Linked DNA regions of Homo sapiens: region 2 is linked to region 1. A link is an interaction called in ENCODE POLR2A ChIA-PET data of the cell type or tissue named here. Cell type or tissue: IMR-90. All regions are shown on one strand. Region 1 overlaps TNFRSF1B (TNF receptor superfamily member 1B). Region 2 overlaps TNFRSF8 (TNF receptor superfamily member 8).

What was found. ChIA-PET counts read pairs that join two places held together with the same protein. Peaks named below come from ENCODE experiments on the same cell type or tissue, not always from the same donor. Only the 100,000 strongest peaks of a DNase experiment are listed, where the experiment ranks them.
Region 2: POLR2A ChIA-PET joins it to region 1 with 12 read pairs; 5 of 35 experiments call an interaction of 5 or more read pairs at or near these places.

The regions. Positions count from the first base shown.
Region 1 is chr1:12,186,494-12,191,493 of GRCh38, forward strand. It overlaps TNFRSF1B (TNF receptor superfamily member 1B), which reads left to right. Exons shown (of 10, transcript NM_001066.3): 2 at 2,303-2,402; 3 at 4,464-4,592. Among named protein-coding and RNA genes, the nearest start is that of MIR4632, 2.7 kb to the right of the region's middle. RefSeq lists an enhancer at 2,341-2,878. In IMR-90, no CTCF peak of the experiment used is centred here; no DNase peak of the experiment used is centred here.
Region 2 is chr1:12,096,189-12,101,188 of GRCh38, forward strand. It overlaps TNFRSF8 (TNF receptor superfamily member 8), which reads left to right. Exons shown (of 15, transcript NM_001243.5): 3 at 913-1,029. Among named protein-coding and RNA genes, the nearest start is that of TNFRSF8, 35 kb to the left of the region's middle. In IMR-90, no CTCF peak of the experiment used is centred here; DNase peaks (open chromatin) are centred at 1,333 and 2,823; H3K27ac peaks cover 523 bases.

The DNA.
Region 1 (5,000 bases):
TGTTAAATATTTTTAGTATCTCCCCTGCTCCTATATGTTAGGTACTGGAGTCCAGAGAGGTTAAGGCACTTGCCTAAGGCCACACAGCCGCTAAGTGGTGGAGTGAGGATTTGAAACCAGTTCTTTCTGACTCCCTGTATCCTTATCTATGGAGAGGCCCCATGACTCGTTCACTAAAGGTTATGGATCTCGATCTTGTACTGGCCACATGACTGCAGCTGGCAGTACAGTGGGGAGTGCGCCAGCCCTGGCTCTGACCTCCTAGAACTGCCCTTTGTTCATTTCCAGGTGACGCATCTGTGGGGGCCCCTGAAGGACTTGGGGTGTGTGTGTACACCCTCTTTGCTTGTACAGATGTGTTCACACCCATGTTTGCCTACATGTGAATGTCTCCATTCTGAGCTTGCTCTCAGCCTGGTAGAGGTGGCTAATTAATGCTTGTCCCTGAAAGCCCGGACTGCCAACCCCAGTCTTTCAGGAGAGAGGGCAGGACTCAGGGGCTTGCTCCCGGGGGTCCTGGGAAGGCACAATGGTGACAGTGCTGCAGCTCTGCACTCCTGGAGGGTCACTCAGAGACCCGAGAGAGGAGGGCTCTGCGTCTGCTCCTCTGTCCAGGGCTGTAGCTTCTCTGGGTGCCTTTGCTTTTCTCTTTTCTCCCCTCTTTTTTTTTTTTTTTCGAGATGGAGTTTTGCTCTGTCAATTAGGCTGGAAGTGCAGTGGCATGATCTCAGCTCACTGCAACCTCCTCCTCCCAGGTTCAGGGGATTCTCCTGCCTCAGCCTCCAGAGTAGCTGGGATTACAGGCACACGCCACTATGCCGGGATAATTTTGTATTTTTAGTAGAGACAGGGTTTTGCCTTGTTGGCCAGGCTGGTCTCGAACTCTTGACCTCAAGTGATCCACCTGCTTCGGCCTCCCAAAGTGCTGGGATTACAGGTGTGAGCCACCACACCTGGCCCTCTCTCTCTTTTCATTCATCACATTGTTCATCTCTTCCCGGAGGCATCCAGCACAGTCTTTGAGACTGTGAGCTGTGAAGTCAGACAGGACCCAGGTCCAAACCCTTCTCTGTCACTTACCAGGTCTGGGACCTTGGGCAGGTGACCTGCCCTCTCAGGCCTCGGTTTCCTGTTCTATAAAATGGCTGCAGTAGGGAAACCGTCTCCATCTTCATTGGGTGGTTGGGAAGTCTTGCTGAGACCACACACCTGTCTCAGGTAGGGTCTTCCAGAAGCAGAGCCTGAGGCAGGGATCTTTGTGAAAGTGATTTGCTAGGGAGGGCTCCCAGGAGAAGCAGGCAGGGCAGGTCAGGGGAGGGGGCTTAGCAGGGACGTTGTTCACCAGCTTCAGCCCAACACCACGGGGGTGGCTCTGGACCATGAATTGTACCAGGGTGGGTCCCACCTTGAGGCTGTGGAGCATTCATTATCAGCCAACACCCACAGCAGCTGGGGGAGCGGTGCCCTGCTGGCAGCAGGGGTCTGAGTGGGGTGCAACAGCACCCACCAATTCGAGCAGCAGAAACGCTTAGAACAGTGCCTGGTACCTAGGCAGTGCTTCAAAAATGGCAACGATTGTCATGGTCATAACCAACATTCAGCTGATGAGTGCCGGCTCTACGGTGGGTCCCATGTGAGAGATTGAGGGTCTAGAGATGACAAGGCTGCCACCTCTGCTGTCTGCATCACATGAGTGTGTGTGTACACATGTGTGTGCATACATACCCACAGGGGGTGGAAGGACAAGCAAGTAACCATTCCAGAACAATGAGATGACTGTTAGAGGGGTCATAACCCACGTTTAGAGAGAGCCGAGAGGAGGAGGAGGAGGAGCTTGAATTAGCCTTGGGTAGTCAGGGAGGGCTTCCCAGAGGTGGCAGCACTCATCTTGAAAGACAAAGGGATGTTTCAGGTGCAGGAGGGAAGGAGAGGTATCTTCCTTCCTCAGCAGAGGGCAGCTTTGTGCTGAGAACCCCCGTTCTCTGTGACCAAGGCCACTGTCTTCTGGATATCTGTCCCATGCAGTGTTAGGGGTCACCCAGCACTGGAGAAGGCCAGCAGAGTCAGTGCTTCTGCCTGCAGACATGACTAGGGTACACTGAGGTGGGGAGGCAGGGGAGGTAAAAGAAGGCACGAGCTCTCCTTCCTGTACCCTGCTCCAGGGGGAGAAACCTCCCCAGCCATCATCAGTGCAGACTGGCAGGGGGAGGGCCAAACATTTGCAGGGCGGGGACCTGGGCATCAGGCATGGCAGAACCCAGGGGCGGCCCTGTTGATGGCAGTCTTCCCTTCTTCCTTCCAGGTGGCATTTACACCCTACGCCCCGGAGCCCGGGAGCACATGCCGGCTCAGAGAATACTATGACCAGACAGCTCAGATGTGCTGCAGCAAATGCTCGCCGGGTGAGGGCAGCCACGGGGGCACTCGGGGCCCATGCCCTGGAGGAGCGTGTGTGTACAGGGGCTGGGGCGCAAGAGCATAGCCCTTGATTCTTACTGAACTCCTAGTTCTATGCACTGGCCCATGCTCCCTGCTGCTTCTGGGCCTGTGAACATGCTGTTCCCTCTTCCTGGCACACTTCCCAACTCCCTTTCCCTGATTAACTCCAACTTGCCCTTTAGACCTCAGCTGAAGATGTCCCCTCTTCCAGGAAGGCTGCCTGCCCCATACTGCCCAGCCGGTGGAGGAGGGGGAGGAGGAGCCTAAATTAGCTCCTGGGGGAGTCAGGGAGGGCTGCCTGGAGGAGGCAGCACTCAGCTTGAAAGACAAGTGCTGCCTCCTTTGAGCTCTCACTGGCCTCTGATGTTCCCATGGAAGCTCTTTCCTTGCTGTGGGATTATAGCCCGGTCCTGCTTCCTGTTGCCTCCACTGTGTGCTCCTCTAGGGCAGAGATTGTGGCTTGTTTTCTGCTGAATCCCCAGCACGTGGCGCAATGCCATGTAGGTGCTCAGTGCATATTTGACTGACTCTGTGAATGCTTACCCATTTCACAGATGGTAGACCTGAGGCCCAGCCACAGTTGGTGGAGCTAGGTAGCCTGACTCCTGGTGCCCTCCATCTATTCATTTGTGTCTGTATTCATTCATGTCATGATTATAAGGTATCTGCTGTGTGTTCTAAGTGCTGGGAATACACAGAGAGCAGGGCAGACAAAACCCTTGCCCTCGTGGAGTCTGCATTTTAACGGTGGATGCAGACAGATACATTAGGAGATGTGTGGTCCTGTCTATCTGTAAGTGCTGTAGAAAGACAAGGTCAGGTAAGGCGGGGGAGACAGAACGGGACATACTGTTTTACACAGGGTGGTCTGGGAAGGTCTCTCTGAGGAGGTGACATTTGGGCAGAGCCCTGCAGGAGGTGAGGGAGCAGGTCATGCATGTATACAGGGAACAGTGTGCCAGGAGGAAGCAACAGCATGTGCGAAGGCCTTGAAGTCGGAGCCTGTTTGGTGAGTTGGAGGAACAGCAGGGCCAGCATGTGTGGCCCAGGATGAGCGAAGGCGAGTACGGTAGGGGAGGAGGAGGAAGGAGTGAGCAGGGACCATGGTAAGGAGTTTAGATTTTATTCTGTCTGGGAGCCAATGGAGGGCTTTGAGCCGTTACCTTGAGATGTAGGTGGGCATATGAGTACCTGTCACCGTCCCTAGCCATTTTAAGACATCCTAGGGAAAGTGACTCTCTTCTTTCTTTTATTAACTGGAAGGGTCTCTTTAAGAAGTTACTAGAGAGGCTGAGGTGGGCGGACCACCGGAGGCCAGGAGTTTGAGACCAGCCTGGCCAACATGGTGGAACCCGTCTCTACTAAGAATACAAAAAAATAGCTGGGCATAATGGCAGGCACCTGTAATCCCAGCTACTTGGGAGGCTGAGGCAGGAGAATTGCTTGAGCCTGAGAGGCAGAGGTTGCAGTGAGCCGAGATTGTGCCACTGCACTCTAGCCTGGGCCACAGAGTGAGATTCTGTCTCAAAAAAAAAAAAAAAAAAAAAAGCAGCTACTGAGTCAACTTTTTTTTAAGGTTTCCGTTGGTGTTCTCTGTCCCTGGAATGCCTGCTTTCCAGGCCCATGCCCTTGTCCTTGATAGGATACCAGGGACTACATTCTTACTACCTGTTCCCCCTATCATTCATGCCCCTAGCTGGAGAATATTAGCCATCTATCAAGAAGGAAGAAACTGGCAAGCTAGTTCTTACTAAAGTGTGATTGACTGATAATAGGGCTCCAGTGGTGGAGGTTCAAGCATCTGGAAAGAGCAGAGAGGAATCTATTTTTGAGCAGAAGGGGTTCAGAAATGACGTGATAGCTGGTACAATACTAGATGGGAGATGATTCTGAGGAATTGGAACTCCACAGAATAGCCTTCCCAGCTGGGCTTTAGAACTCTGGACTTTGTGGGGACAGTGGATGAGCCCAGGGTCCTGGCAGAAGGCTCGCCCAGCTGAGACCTCTGGCCCTTGTTTCCTCAGGCCAACATGCAAAAGTCTTCTGTACCAAGACCTCGGACACCGTGTGTGACTCCTGTGAGGACAGCACATACACCCAGCTCTGGAACTGGGTTCCCGAGTGCTTGAGCTGTGGCTCCCGCTGTAGCTCTGGTGAGTAGGTTCAGAGAAAAAGGGGGCCCTTACACCCCTGCCTCCAACTTCCCCCGGCAACTCCAGCCTCTTTGGCTTCCAGCTGTCTGGAGTTACCCCAGGCTGGTTGTTGGAAGTGGCACAGGTGCAGCTGTTTACCCCTACCACTGGCATTTTCCTCCTCTGTCTCACCAAAGCCTCTTCACAGCCCCACGGGGCAGGCGGTGGGAGAACTGTGCCCACGTGAGGGTTGAGGAGGTGGTGCGTGGGAGAGTGGTGCGCATGCTCGTGCTGCGAGGAGCAGGACTGCGGGGAGGAGCGAAACTGCTGGGAAGAGCGGGACTGCGGGGAAGAGCGGGACTTCGGGGAGGAGCGGCACTGCGGGGAGGAGCAGGACTGCAGGGAGGAGCGGGACTGTGGGGAGGAGCG
Region 2 (5,000 bases), 90 kb before region 1:
TGGGAAGAAGTATTCTGATTGGCCTGCTTGGGTCATGTGCTCATCCTGGAAGCAAGGTAGGCAGCGATTGCTGGGTGACTTGTTTATCTCGAAATCAGGCTGGATTAGGGTCTTAGTGGCAGGAGTGTCCAATCTTTCGGCTTCCCTGGGCCACATTGGAAGAAGAAGTGTTAGTGTGGAAGAAGTGAATTTAGTCTAACACTAAGGATAGTGTTTTAGCTTATAGCTGATGAGCTAAAAAAAAAAAAAAAAAAAATCACACACACGCAAATCTCATAATGTTTTAAGAAAGTTTATGAGTTTGCGTTGGGCCTCATTCAGAGCTGTCCTGGGCCGAATGCGGCTAGTCGTGGGTTGGACAAGCTTGGTCTAGACTTTCATGGTCTAAAGTTATGGCTCTCCTAATTCCTGCAGTGAGATAAGACCCCTGCAGAGAATGATGACAACCGGTGCTCATATAGTGCTTGTTGGGTGCCAGGGACTGCTGTAGTACTTTATACATATTTATCTTCACAGTCCATTCAGTCCTTTCAAGAACACTAGGAGGTGGGTCCTATTACTAACTTAATAGTGCTAAATATATACACGTACTATGTACCCTCACACACACACACACACAAATAGTGCTGACAAGGTCATTATCACGCAATTGGCAAATGGCAGCCCTAGAATCCCAGGCCCAGCTCTTCTCTATAACTATGTTGCTTTTCCTTGCCTGCTAGGGGACCTTAGGCGAGGGTTGCCCCTCCTGGGTGTCAGTGCTTCCATCCATAACACAAGAATTGGACTGACAGTTTTCGGGGGTTGGAGGTGGAGCTGGGAGGGGCGTCAGGGATGAGAGGTGTGGGGCATTGGGTCATAAGGCCTTTGCTAAGTCAGCCTGGCTTGGAGCTTCTCTGTTTCTTTTCCCAGGGCTGTTCCCGACACAGCAGTGCCCACAGAGGCCTACTGACTGCAGGAAGCAGTGTGAGCCTGACTACTACCTGGATGAGGCCGACCGCTGTACAGCCTGCGTGACTTGTTCTCGAGGTAAGGGCCTTGTTCTCTCTCCAGGGCCTCCTTCTAGGGAGCATGAGGGGTCCTCAGAGGAGAGGTGAAGAATCTGGAAGGTGGAGAGCATCATGATTTGATGTCTGTTCTCTGAATTGTCCTCCTGGTGCCTCAGTTTACCTCTCTGCATTTGTGATTTGATATCAGCCATGACCTTTTGCATCCATACTTTCACAGAGACTTAACATGTTTCCTGAAGGAGAGGACTCACATTTTTTTGAGTTTAATCCTCACCACAGCCCTAGGGGAGGATTTCTTGCTTATCCTTACTTTACAATGAGGAATTTGAGGATAGGGAGGTTAAGGGCCTTTCCAAAGTTACAAAACTCTGGTAAGTGGCAGAACTGGAGTTTGAGTTGTGGCCTGACACCAAGAGCTGTGTTCTTTTCCTAAGATCACAGGACTTCCAGGAAAACTGTTTCAGTATGACCTTTTATTGTTAGTCTCTTATTATGGTTAGAGAATGCAGTCTGTGTGCTATCTAGTGTTTATTTTTGTGTGGATTTTTTTGGGGGGTAGGGTGGGGGAAATTTGTTGAGATCTTTTTGTGGTCTAATAAATAATAAATGATCATGTATTTTCAGAGTGTTCAGTGTATGGGTGTTTTAAAATGTGTATTCTGTTTGTTGCGTATAAAGTTCTCTACATATCTATTAAGTTAAGCTTGTTAATTGTGTTATTTAAATAATGTGTACCCTTATTTACTTTTATCACCTTTATTTCTGAGAGATGTGTTAAAATCTTATCTCCCAGTATACTTGTTCATCTATTAGATTTTCATTGTGTTCTTTCTATTTTTGCTTCATATATGTCAAAGCTATGTTATTAGGTACATAAATGTTCATGAATGTTATGTTTTTTTGGTGGGTTGGGCTTTTTATCCACATGAATATACCTCTCCATTCCTTGTAATGCCTTTTCCCTTAATTTCACATTTGTTTGGCATTAATATTGCTATTCCTTCCTGGAAGAAGTAGCAAAGGTTAAAAAGAAAGAAAAGTAATAATAATATTGCCATTTCTTCTTTCTTTTTATTAGCATTTATCTGGTGTATCTTTGAATTTCTAAAAGTAATGACTGCATTTTATGAAATGAAAATTATAAACATTTATTATTTAAAATTCAAGCAATACAAAGAGTGTAAGGAAGAAAACAAACATTGCCCTCCCCAGCCCTCCATCTATAGATAACTACTATTATCATTAGATGGCTGACACGCCTCTACCTCTCTGTATAAAGATGGGTAGGTTAGTAACCAGACAGCCTGTACACACTTACAAAGAAGGAATTTTAAGAGAATGGCAACATATTTATGGCATTAAAATGATAATATTTAATTTTAGTCAAAAGTATCAGAAAAAGAAAGCGAAGTGAAACAGAAGAATGCCAAACCTCAGTCAGATTAATGTATCTTCAGCAAAAGATACTGCAATTCCTTTAAAAAAAAAAACCCTCTAAAATTAAGAAAGGAGGTTATGAAAATCAGTAAGTGGTTAATAATCATTTCAGAATCTACTATCTCTTGCAGTAAAGGCAAAATCTGCTTAGTTTGAGTTTTGGACAGTAGAGAATAGATTGACTCCCTGTAATGAAGAACAAAGTAATTATTTTTCCCACCTCCTCATCCTCTTCCTGACTTTTATTCCTTACACAAATTTTACTTTGTCATAATCTATAATGTTTATATTCTCATCTGCAACCATAAGTCCCTTGGCATGTTAGCCTTAACATTTTTTATTATTCATGATGAGTTTATTTGGCACAGCTTCTCTGTTCCTGAGTTTTTCACTTTGATTCATCATTTGAGTGATTGGATTACACTGTCAGGTGGATTTTTCAAGAAGGGCTCGTCTTTGCAATATTCTCTGTTATTTCATGTTTGAGGATGCTTGTCTGTTGCCTATATTTTTGTTTTCTTTTTTTTCTTTTTGAGACAGAGTCTGACTCTGTCGCCCAGGCTGGAGTGCAGTGGTGCAATCTCGGCTCACTACAACCTCTACCTCCTGGATTCGAGCGATTCTCCTGCCTCCTGAGTAGCTGAGATTACAGGGATGCACCACCACGCCTGGCTAATTTTTGTATTTTTAGAAGAGATGGGGTTTCATCATGTTGCCCAGGCTGGTCTCAAACTCCTGACCTCAAGTGATCCAGCCGCCTTGGCCTCCTAAAGTGTTGGGATTACAGGTGTGAGTCACCATTCCCGGCCCAATTTCTTATCTTTAAATTTTAAGACAGGGTCTCACTTTGTTGTCCAGGCTGGCCTTAAACTCCAGGGCTTAAGTGTTCCTCCTGCCTCAGCCTCCCGAGTAGCTGGGGCTGCACTTGCATGTTACTGCACCCAACTTACAATTTTTTTGTGTGTCTCTGAGGATATAAATTATAGTCATGTATTGCTTATTGACAGGAATACATTCTGACAAACGTGTCATTAGGCAATTTTGTCGTTGTGCAAGCATCCTAGATTAGTGTACTTACACACACCTACATGATGTAGCCTACTGCACACCTAGGTTCTATGGCAGATCCTTTTGCTCCTAAGCTACAACTCTGCACAGCATGTGACTGTCCTGAATACTGTAGGCAGCTGTGACACAATGTGAGTATTTGTGTATCTAAACATAGAAAAGGTGCAATAAAAATACGACATAGGCCGGGCACAGTGACTCACACCTGTAATGCCAGCACTTTGGGAGGCCGAGGAGGGTGGATTACCTGAGGTCAGGAGTTCGAGACCAGCCTGGCTAACATGGCGAAACCCCATCTCTACTAAAAATACAAAAATTAGCTGGGCGTGGTGGCACGTGTCTGTAGTCCCAGCTACTCAAGAGGCTGAAGCAGAAGAATTGCTTGAACCTGGGAGGCGGAGGTTGCAGTGCGCCGAGATCATGCCACTGCACTCCAGCCTGGGTGATAGAGTGAGACACCATCTAAAAAAAAAATATGATATGAAAGATAAAAAAAATGGCACACTTGTACAGGGCACTTACCGTGAATGGAGCTTGCAGGACACGAAGTTGTTCTGGGTGAGTCAATGAGTAAGTGGTGGGTGAGTGCGAAGGCCTGGGGCATTACTATGCACTACTGTGGACTTTATCAACACTGTACACTTAGGCTATACTAAATTTATAAGACACATTTTTCTTTCTTCAATAATAAATTAAACAACTTTTTCACTTTATAAACTTTAACTTTTTAAACTTTTGGCTCTTTTGTAATAACACTTAGCTTAAAGCACAAACACATCGTACAGCTGTACAAAAATATTTTCTTTATAGCCTTATTCATTACACTTTTTTCTACTTTAAAATTTTATTATTTTATTATTTTTAACATTTTTAAATTAAAAGCTGAGACGCAAACACCTACATTATCCGAGGCCTACACAGAGTCAGGATCATCAGAATCACCGTCTTCCTCCTCCAAATCTTGTCCCATTGGCAGCGTGCAGTGACTCACACCTGTAATCCCAGCACTTTGGGAAGCCGAGGTGGGCAGATCACTTGAGGTCAAGAGTTCAAGACCAGCTTGGCCAACATGGTGAAACCCCATCTCTACTAAAAATATAAAAATTAGCCGGGCACGTTGGCATGCGCCTGTAATCCCAGCTACTCAGGTGGCTGAGGCAGGAGAATTGCTTGAACCCGGGAGGCGGAGGTTGCAGTGAGCTGAGATTGTGCTACTGCACTCCAGCCTGGGTGACAGAATGAGACTCTGTCTCAAAAAAAAAAAAAAAAGAATCCTGTCCCATTGGAAGGTCTTCAGGAGCGGTAAGGTAACATGCATGGAGTATCGTCTCCTATGATAACAATGCCTTCTTCTGGATACCTGCAGAAGGACCTACCTGAGGCTGTATTACAGTTAACTTTTGTTTTAATAAGTAGGAGTACACTCTAAAATAATGATAAGGCCGGCTTGGTGGCTGATGCCTGCAGTCTCAGCACTTAGGGAGG